3 separate regions of the Homo sapiens genome follow, and regions 2 and 3 are each linked to region 1. Evidence: chromatin contacts called from ENCODE Hi-C or POLR2A ChIA-PET data. All regions are on one chromosome and are shown on one strand. Each heading gives the region's core, a stretch centred on a gene start or an enhancer-like site at or near the end of the contact. The rest is flanking DNA. Distances are from core to core; before and after follow the strand shown. Region 1 overlaps PCAT19 (prostate cancer associated transcript 19). Region 2 holds the start of CEACAM21 (CEA cell adhesion molecule 21). Region 3 holds the start of TMEM91 (transmembrane protein 91).

Evidence for each region. Hi-C counts contacts between places; a loop is a spot of excess contacts on that map. ChIA-PET counts read pairs that join two places held with the same protein, here RNA polymerase II (POLR2A). Pooled maps may share reads with other maps.
Region 2: a map of Calu3 shows a loop between it and region 1 (3-fold over the local background). The contact joins the promoter of CEACAM21 here to the enhancer-like site in region 1. A Hi-C loop is called at or near these places in 35 of 168 maps with a recorded cell type or tissue (Calu3, GM12878, GM23248 and 25 more), 1 of 37 single-sample maps with no recorded cell type and 12 of 50 pooled maps. POLR2A ChIA-PET finds 5 or more read pairs at or near these places in 7 of 52 experiments (CD4-positive, alpha-beta memory T cell, GM12878, H1 and 3 more).
Region 3: a pooled map shows a loop between it and region 1 (2.5-fold over the local background). The contact joins the promoter of TMEM91 here to the enhancer-like site in region 1. A Hi-C loop is called at or near these places in 3 of 50 pooled maps. POLR2A ChIA-PET finds 5 or more read pairs at or near these places in 4 of 52 experiments (A673, HEK293T, PC-9 and 1 more).

Annotation. Positions count from the first base shown.
Region 1 is chr19:41,462,254-41,464,928 of GRCh38, reverse strand. All of the region lies in intron 2 of PCAT19 (prostate cancer associated transcript 19), which reads left to right. Among named protein-coding and RNA genes, the nearest start is that of ERICH4, 20 kb to the right of the region's middle. Within about 2 kb of position 1,353, at least 4 of the 41 ENCODE cell types and tissues checked have a DNase peak (open chromatin) inside an H3K27ac peak, as active enhancers do; they include GM12878, OCI-LY7 and spleen, where a contact is called at or near this core.
Region 2 is chr19:41,574,741-41,577,415 of GRCh38, reverse strand. It overlaps CEACAM21 (CEA cell adhesion molecule 21), which reads right to left and starts at 1,250. Exons shown (of 7, transcript NM_001098506.4): 1 at 1,078-1,250; 2 at 1-216. The coding sequence starts at 1,141.
Region 3 is chr19:41,375,214-41,377,888 of GRCh38, reverse strand. TMEM91 (transmembrane protein 91) reads right to left here and starts at 1,356. Exons shown (of 4, transcript NM_001098821.2): 1 at 1,035-1,356. RefSeq lists a silencer at 1,111-1,240.

The DNA of each region.
Region 1 (2,675 bases), core at 104-2,603:
CTTCATAATAATCAGGGAAAAAGAGGATGATATTACTACCAATATTGCAGGGGGGTTACACTTCCCCTATGGTAGTGTTCCTAATATCCAGGAAGAAAGAGGATGATATTAATCCCATTATCCAGGAAGTGTACACCCACCCTGTCATGTTGTTCCTAATATCCAGCAGGGAAGAGGATGATATTACACCCCCCCCCCCGTGATATTCTCCTTAATATCCAGGAGGGGAGAGGCTGATATTACTGGATATATAGCAGGGGTGTTCATACCTTCTGTGATATTGTTCCTAATATCCAGAAAAGGAGAGGATGATATTACTTCCAATATCGCAGAAGGTGTACACCTCCCTGTGATATTGATCCTGACATTCAGAAGGGGAGAGGATGATATTACTCAAAATACCGCAGGGCATGTGCATTCCCTTGTGATATTGTTCCTAATACCCAGAAGGGAACAGGATAATATTACTTTCAATATCGCAGGGAGTGCACACCCCCCTTTGGTATGGTTCTTAATATCCAGAAGGAAAGAGGGTGCTATTACTTTCCATATTGCAAGGGGTGTACACCCCACTGTGGTATGGTTCATAATATCCAGGCAGGGAGAGGGTGCTATTACTCCCCACAGTGCGGGGCATGTACACCCTGCTGCGGTACGGTTCCTAATATCCAGGGGGAGAGAGGATGCTATGACTCCCTATATCGCGGGGTGTGTACACCCCTGTGTGGTATGTTTTGTATTCTCCAGGAACGGAGAGGGTGTTGTTACCCCTCATATCGCTGGAAATGTACACTCCCCTGTGGTATGGTTCGTAATATCCAGGGGATTGAGGGTACTGTTACCCCCATACTCCCCATATCGTGGGGGGAGTGCACCTCCCTGTGGTATGGTTCGAAATATCCAGGGTAAGAGAGGGTGCTATTATTCCCCATTTTGCAGGAGGCGTACACCCCCCTATGGTATGGTTCGTAATATCCGGGGTGAGGGGATGCTATCAAAAGAAGAGAGAAAGAGACCCCCCATATTGTTCTATATTATTTTATACTCAGTACCTGTTTTAAGAAGAAACAAGGAAGTGAAACCAAAAGCAGGCAGCCCGGCGCCAGGCACCAGACCCAAAACCAGACCCGAAACCAGGCCTGGGCCTGCCTGACCTTAGCCTGATAGTTAAAATTCAACCCATGACCTAGCAACCAATGTTATCCATAGATTCCAGACATTGTATGGAAGGACATTGTGAAATTTCTTGTTCTGTGCTGTTTCACTCTGATTACCGGTGCCTGCAGCCCCTGTCACATACCCACTAGATTGCTCAATCAATCATGGCCCTTTCATGTAAGATCTTTAGTGTTGTGAGCCCTTAAAAAGGACAGAAATTGTGCACTCAACAAGCTCGGATTTTGAGACGCTAGTCTTTCGATGCTTCCAGCTGATTAAAAGCCACTTCCTTCACTACCTCGGTGTCTGTGGGGTTTTGTCCGCGACTCCTCCTGCTACACTATGACTCCCCATATCAAGGGGGGTGTACACCCCCCTGTGGTTCGTAATATCCAGCAGGGGAAAAGGTGCTATTACTCCCCATATTGCAGGGAGTGTACACCCCCTTGTAGTATGGATCGTAAAATCAAGGGGGGAGGGAAGGTGTAATTATCCCCATATCTCAGGGGGTGTACACCCCTTTGTGGTAAAGTTTGTAATATCCAGGGATATTACAGGGATATTATCCCCAAATTAATACTTTTATAATTTCTTATGCCTGCCTTTACTGCAATCTCTGAACATAAATTGTGAAGATTTCATGGACATTTATCACTTCCCCAATCAATACTTTTATAATTTCCTATGCCTGTCTTTACTTTAATCTCTTAATCTCATCATCTTTGTGAGCTGAGGATGTATGTCGCCTCAGGACCCTGTGATGATTGCATTAACTCCACAAATTGTTTATAAAACATGTGTATTTGAACAATATGAAATCTGGGCACCCTGAAAAAGAACAGGATAAGAGCGATGTTCAGCGAACAAGGGAGATAAGCATAAGGTCTGACTGCCTGTGGGGCTGGGCAGAACAGAGTCACATTTTTCTTATTGCAGAAAATGAGTAGGAGAAATATCACTGGGAAGGGAACGCATTCCTAGGGGAGGCCTATGGACGGCCGCTCTGGGGGTGTATCCCTTATGTGGTTGAAGATAAGGGATGAAATACACCCTGGTCCCCTGCAGTGCCCTCAGGCTTGCTAGGATTAGAAATTCCAGCCTGGCGAATTCTAGTCAGACCAGTTCTCTGCTCTTGAACCCCGTTTCCTGTTAAGATGTTTATCAATGACAATGCGTGCACAGCAGGACATGGAACCTCAATAGTAATTCCATTTTCTCCCTGGCCTTGTGACCTTGCTAGGCCCTTCTGCCCTTGTGATCTTTTATTGCCATTTGAAGCATGTGATCTCTGTGACCCACTCCCTATTCGTATCCCCCTCCCCTTTTGAAGTCCCTAATAAAAACTTGCTGGTTTTGCAGATCAGGTGGTCATCACAGAACCTGCCGATATGTGATGTCACCCCGGAGGCTCAGCTGTAAAATTTCTCTTTCGTACTCTTTCACTTTATTTCTCAGACCAGGTGACACTTAAGGAAAATAGAAAAGAACCTACTTTGAAATATTGGGGGCTAGTTCCC
Region 2 (2,675 bases), core at 1-2,500, 110 kb before region 1:
CAGGCCCTGGAGTCCTAACGTGAGTGTCTATTACATATGCTGCGATTAGCTGGTTGGGCTCCACCGTTTTCCCTTTGTACCAGCCATAGCTGTAAAGATTCTCGGGCAGATAAACCACAGAGAGATGAACATTCTCCCCTTCAGCAACTTCAAAGGGCGCTGATGCAATAAAGAGCCAGGCAGTGGTGGGTGCGTTCCAGAAAGTTAAAAGTGAGGCTAGGAAAGGGAGAGAATATCAGTCAATATTTGACCTATGCATTGGCATGGAAAGACGGGGTCCTGGGTGCAGGTCTCTTCACCCCTCAGCCTTAGAGGGTGTGTGTGTGTGTGTGTGTCCTACTGGGTCAAAGTCAGCAGCATGACCCTCATTCCTTCAGTACCTCTGACCTTGGCATTTCCTTGTGTGAACCCTCTTTCCCAGGGGTCTGCATGGTTCCCTCCCCACTGCCTTCAGTTCCTACTCACACAAGGGAATCCCTGGGAGACTTCTTTCGTGAAGCCTCCTCTAGAGACCCTGGGTCTTCCCTTTCTGACCTTTCCCAGCTCTGTTCCCTCCAGGGCTCTTGTCAGCACCTGACCTCACATTCTAGATCTCTTTGGGTGTCTGTCTTCCCCCCCATGAGATTGTGAGCTCTGTGAGGGCATGGACTTGAGTGATGTTAGTTGCACCCCAGTGCCTGGGACAGGCTGCAGACTCCTGTGGATGAGTTCATGAGCGTTCCCAGGGCCTTCCATATCCTGGGGTTTATTTGCTAATGTCTGAGGTTGGCAGATGAAGACAGAGTTTCATGCCCTGGTGGTGTTTTTATTTAAATTGTCACTGTGATATAGTTTTACTATCATTTTCAAAGTGTAGTGGCCACTGACAATGAACTTGAAAACATGGACCAACTGAGATTGTTTTGCCCCTTGGCAATTCCAGTTCACTTAGATTTTTTGGTTCTCCTTAGACGCTCTCTCCCCTGAGTCTCTAACAAAAGCCCTCTGTCTCCTCTCAGAGCCCCATCCTCCCCAGGAGACCCCAGCCAGTCTCTGTGCTCCCTCCTCCCACCCACTCCCAGGGAGTCCTCCCCTCACCTGTGAGCAAGAGCCCCTGCCAGGGGATGCATTCTCTGTGGGGACAAGCTGAGGGGGGCCCCATGGTCTCTGCTGCCTGCTCTGTCCTCCTCTGTGGAGAGGAGCTTGGGCTCCAGGAACGCTCTAGACAGGGTTACTGTGACTGTTGTCTCTGCTGTCCTTCCTTCCTCTATGCTGAGCTTCCTCTCAGGCAGGAGCACTTCCCGTTTATGGGCAAGGGCGGGGCTCTGCCTACAATGTCTCTCTGTCCCCTCCCCTCTCAGTCCTGCCTCCCTTGTCCCTCCTTTCTCCTTCCTTTTTGCCTATATTTGGTTCCCTAGGCAAAACTTTGAGAAGCAACGCTGATGGGGTCCTCATAACAGGACGACCCACTCTCCCCAGTACTGACCTCTGCTGTGTTCTGGCCTTGGTTCTGTCACAGCCGGTAGATTATTTCCCTTTGTGACACACAAAACCAGCTGGGCCCTGGGTCTCCTCATGCTCTCCAGTGCTCCAGGAAGGCAGAATGATGCCCAGCAGGAAAGTGACAGAGGTGGCTCTGGGGGCTAGAAAGGGGCTCACTGGGTGATGGCTGGGAAGGACCCACCCGCTATCTTCAGTGTCACCAGCCTGGCCTCTGACCCAGGGACAGAGACCCAGGCCTGGAGGTCTCGGGAGGATCCCCAGCTCCTAGGTGTGGAGGGAGGTGTCCTGTGTGTCCTGGGAAGAGAGGACTTTGATGGAAGGAGGTGGGAGGCTCTGGGTTCTGCTGTCCTTGGTGAAGGTTTCAGGGGGACCCTCTCCGTGTCTGGGGTCTGTGCCCCCAGCTTAACTCTCATTCTCTTTGCAAATACATATATTTTGTGGATCTGCAGTTGCCTGAACTGTCTCATGTCCCTAAATCTTTGTATCCCTTTTTACAGAAGGTCAGGAAGGGTGTGTACATGAGTATGAGGACTATCTGATCAGGGCGAGTGTTTGTTTCCCAAAGATCTCTTTAGATATGGTATAATACATAAGATAAATGTACTGAATTAGCAATTTTAAGTGTAGAATTAAATGATACTAATTCTATTCACAATGTTGTACAACCATCACCATAATTTTTTACCAGAAAATCTTCATTATACCAAATGGAAACTTCATACTTTTAATCAATAACTCCCCACTTCCCCCTGCCCCACCCACTGGTAGCCTCTGATACTATCAATCTCTGTGAATTTGCCTAGTTTACATGTCTCATATAATAAGGAATTATATACGTGTATTATTTTTTTCTGGATTATTTCTCTTAGGGTAACACTTTTAAGATTCATCCACGTCGTAGCATATATTACAGCTTCTTTCCTATTTATGGCTGAGTAATATCCCAATATATGTTTATACCTCAATTTTAATTCATTCATCTCTTAATGGACATGTGGGTGGTTTCCACATTTTTGCTATTGTGAAAACCGCTGCAATGAACTTACACTTGGAAGTATCTGTTTGGGTTTCTGTGTTCATTTCTTTGGGGGTACATATAGGAGTATAAATATGGGGTCATGTGGTAGTTCTATGTTTAAGTTTTTGAGAAACAGCCAAACTGTTTTCCAGTTTGCTGTGCTATTTTATATTCC
Region 3 (2,675 bases), core at 107-2,606, 87 kb after region 1:
CCCACCACCATGCCCGGCTAATTTTTTTTTTTGTATTTTTAGTAAAGATAGGGTTTCACTGTGTTAACCAGGCTGGTCCCGAACTCCTGACCTTAGGGGATCCACCAGCCTTGGCCTCCCAAAGTGCTGGGATTACAGGCGTGAGCCACCGCACCCAGCCAAATTCTGGGCATTTCTCTCAGGCAAAAGCCACATACCCATCACACTTACCCCAATAAGTTGCAGCACCTGTTGCACCATGCCTTACACACTTACCTGCCCCACAAACACCCCCAATATCCATCCCAGGTTCATACCGCGTGACCACCTATCCAGGCCCAGGCACCCCTCCCAGTCACACACACACCCATCCCCTACCCCCAGTGCTGCCTGGAACTGCACTCTAGTCTACATTCCCCATCCTCTGTCCCCTAGACCTGCCCCCCGAAGTCCCCTGCCACACAGCCCCATCTAGGCAAGCCCAGCCTCCACCTCCACACATTCATCTCCCAAAGGACTCCTTGAATATTTGCCCCAAAACATCAGCTCCCAGAAAACACCCCTTTCAGGTCCCCAACCTTCTTACACATTTATCCCAATTGACTCCGTGCACAACCCTACTCCCCACTGCATCACAAACCACAGACACCTGTGCACACACGCACACATGCACCCCGGCACTCTCTCCTATTCTCATGACCTCTGGCATGCCTGCCCCACTCATCAGGCCCAGGCACCCCTGCCCTACTCCACCCACACACCTATGACTCCACACAACTCCCACACATGCACCAGCTCTCCAGAATCCTTTGCACACCTCGCCCCCATAAACACCCTCAACCCCAGCACACACATACACGTACACACGCAACACAACCAGAAAGAATATTCTTCTTCTCGTCCTACGATCCCCCTGGAAGGTCCCCAAGCCTCCTGCCTGCTCATTCCAAACCTTGACTGAGCCGATTTCCTCGCCAAAGCTTTGCCCTCTCATCCCCAACTCCAGGACCCAGGGAAGGGACTGTGACCCCCACCCACCTACGTCCCTCACTCACCGCTCACGATCACAGGCCGGGGCTTCCTGAACCCTCGCAATGACACTTGCCCGGACCCTGCCACCGAGGATCCAAGGGGCGCTGGGACCTTGCGCTTTGCTCTACGCGGGTCTCAGCGCCCCGGGCCCGCTGCGCGCGGGGGCGGGGACGGGGCGGGGCGACGGCTTCCCAGGCTCTGTCCCTCCGCGGCGTCCGGCGAGGGATCCCTGAAAGCCGACGTCAGCGTCCAGGAACGGGTTCCTACGACTCCCGGGGGTCTGGGAGCAGGCGGGAATCCTTGGAGAACTGCAGCCCCTTCCTCGTGAGCCCAGGCCCAAGCTCTGCCGGAGGAGGGGGCACCCCGGATTCTCCAGGGCCTTCCTGGCTTGGCCCCGCCTCCCTTCCCCTTTGCGCAATAATAGCCAATAATAATAACAGCAACAAGGACCGTGCGCCCTGTTCTAAGTGCTTTGCAAATAAACTTACATACACATGTATTCCTCAGCACAACCCTAAGAGGCATAATCGTTTATTGTCCTGTTTCACGCGGGAGGAAACTGGCAAGCCGAGGTTAGGTAAATTGCCTAGGGGTACATCATTGGTTCATTGAGGGCAGACTGTACCCAAGCCCTGTGTTAAACGCTTTACATTCATCATCGCATTCATTCTTCCTCTCAGCTCCGGGTTTTTCTTGTTGTTGTTGTTGTTGTCGCTGCTATTTTACTTTGGTTTTTTTGTTTGTTTTGTTTTGTTTTTGAGACGGAGTCTTGCTCTGTCGCCCAGGCTAGAGTGCAGTGGAGTGATCTCGGCTCACCGCAACCTCCGCTTCCCGGGTTCAAGCGATTCTCCTGCCTCAGCCTCCCGAGTAGCTGGGATTACAGGGGCAAGCCACCACGCCCAGCTAATTTTTGTATTTTTAGTAGATGAGATTTCGCTGTGTTGGTCAGGTTGGTCTTGAACTCCTGACCTCAGGTGATCTGCCCGCCTCAGCCTCCCAAAGTGTTAGGATTACAGGCGTGAGCCACCGCGCCCGGCAGATTTTTTTTTTATTATTATTTTTTAAAAGACGGGGTCTTGCTCTGATCGCCCAGGCTGGAAGGCAGTGGCGCAATCATTGCTCGCTTCAGCCTCAGACTCCTGGGTTCACTGCAGCCTCGGCCTCCCAAAGCGGTGGGATTACAGGTGTGAGTCACCGCGCCTGGCCTATTTTGTTTTGGGGTGTTTTTTTGCGGAGGAGTGCTGAAGGGGTGTTGGCTTGTTTTTAATCCCTGTTTTGCAGATAAAGAAACGGGCTCACGGGCCGGGCGCAGTGGCTCACGCCTGTAATCCCAACACTTTGGGAGGCCGAGGCGGGCGGATCACGAGGTCAGGAGATCCAGACCATCCTGGCTGACACGGTGAAACCCTGTCTCTACTAAAAATACAAAAAATTAGCCGGGCTTGGTGGCGGGCGCTTGTAGTCCCAGCTACTTGGGAGGCTGAGGCAGGAGAATGGCGTGGACCCGGGAGGCGGAGCTTGCAGTGAGCCGAGATCGCGCCACTGCACTCCAGCCTGGGAAACAGCAAGACTCCGTCTCAAAAAAAAAAAAAAAAAAAAAAAAAGAAAAGAAAATAAACGGGCTCACTTGCATGCTCACTTGGCCACAGTAAACAGCTGGTACC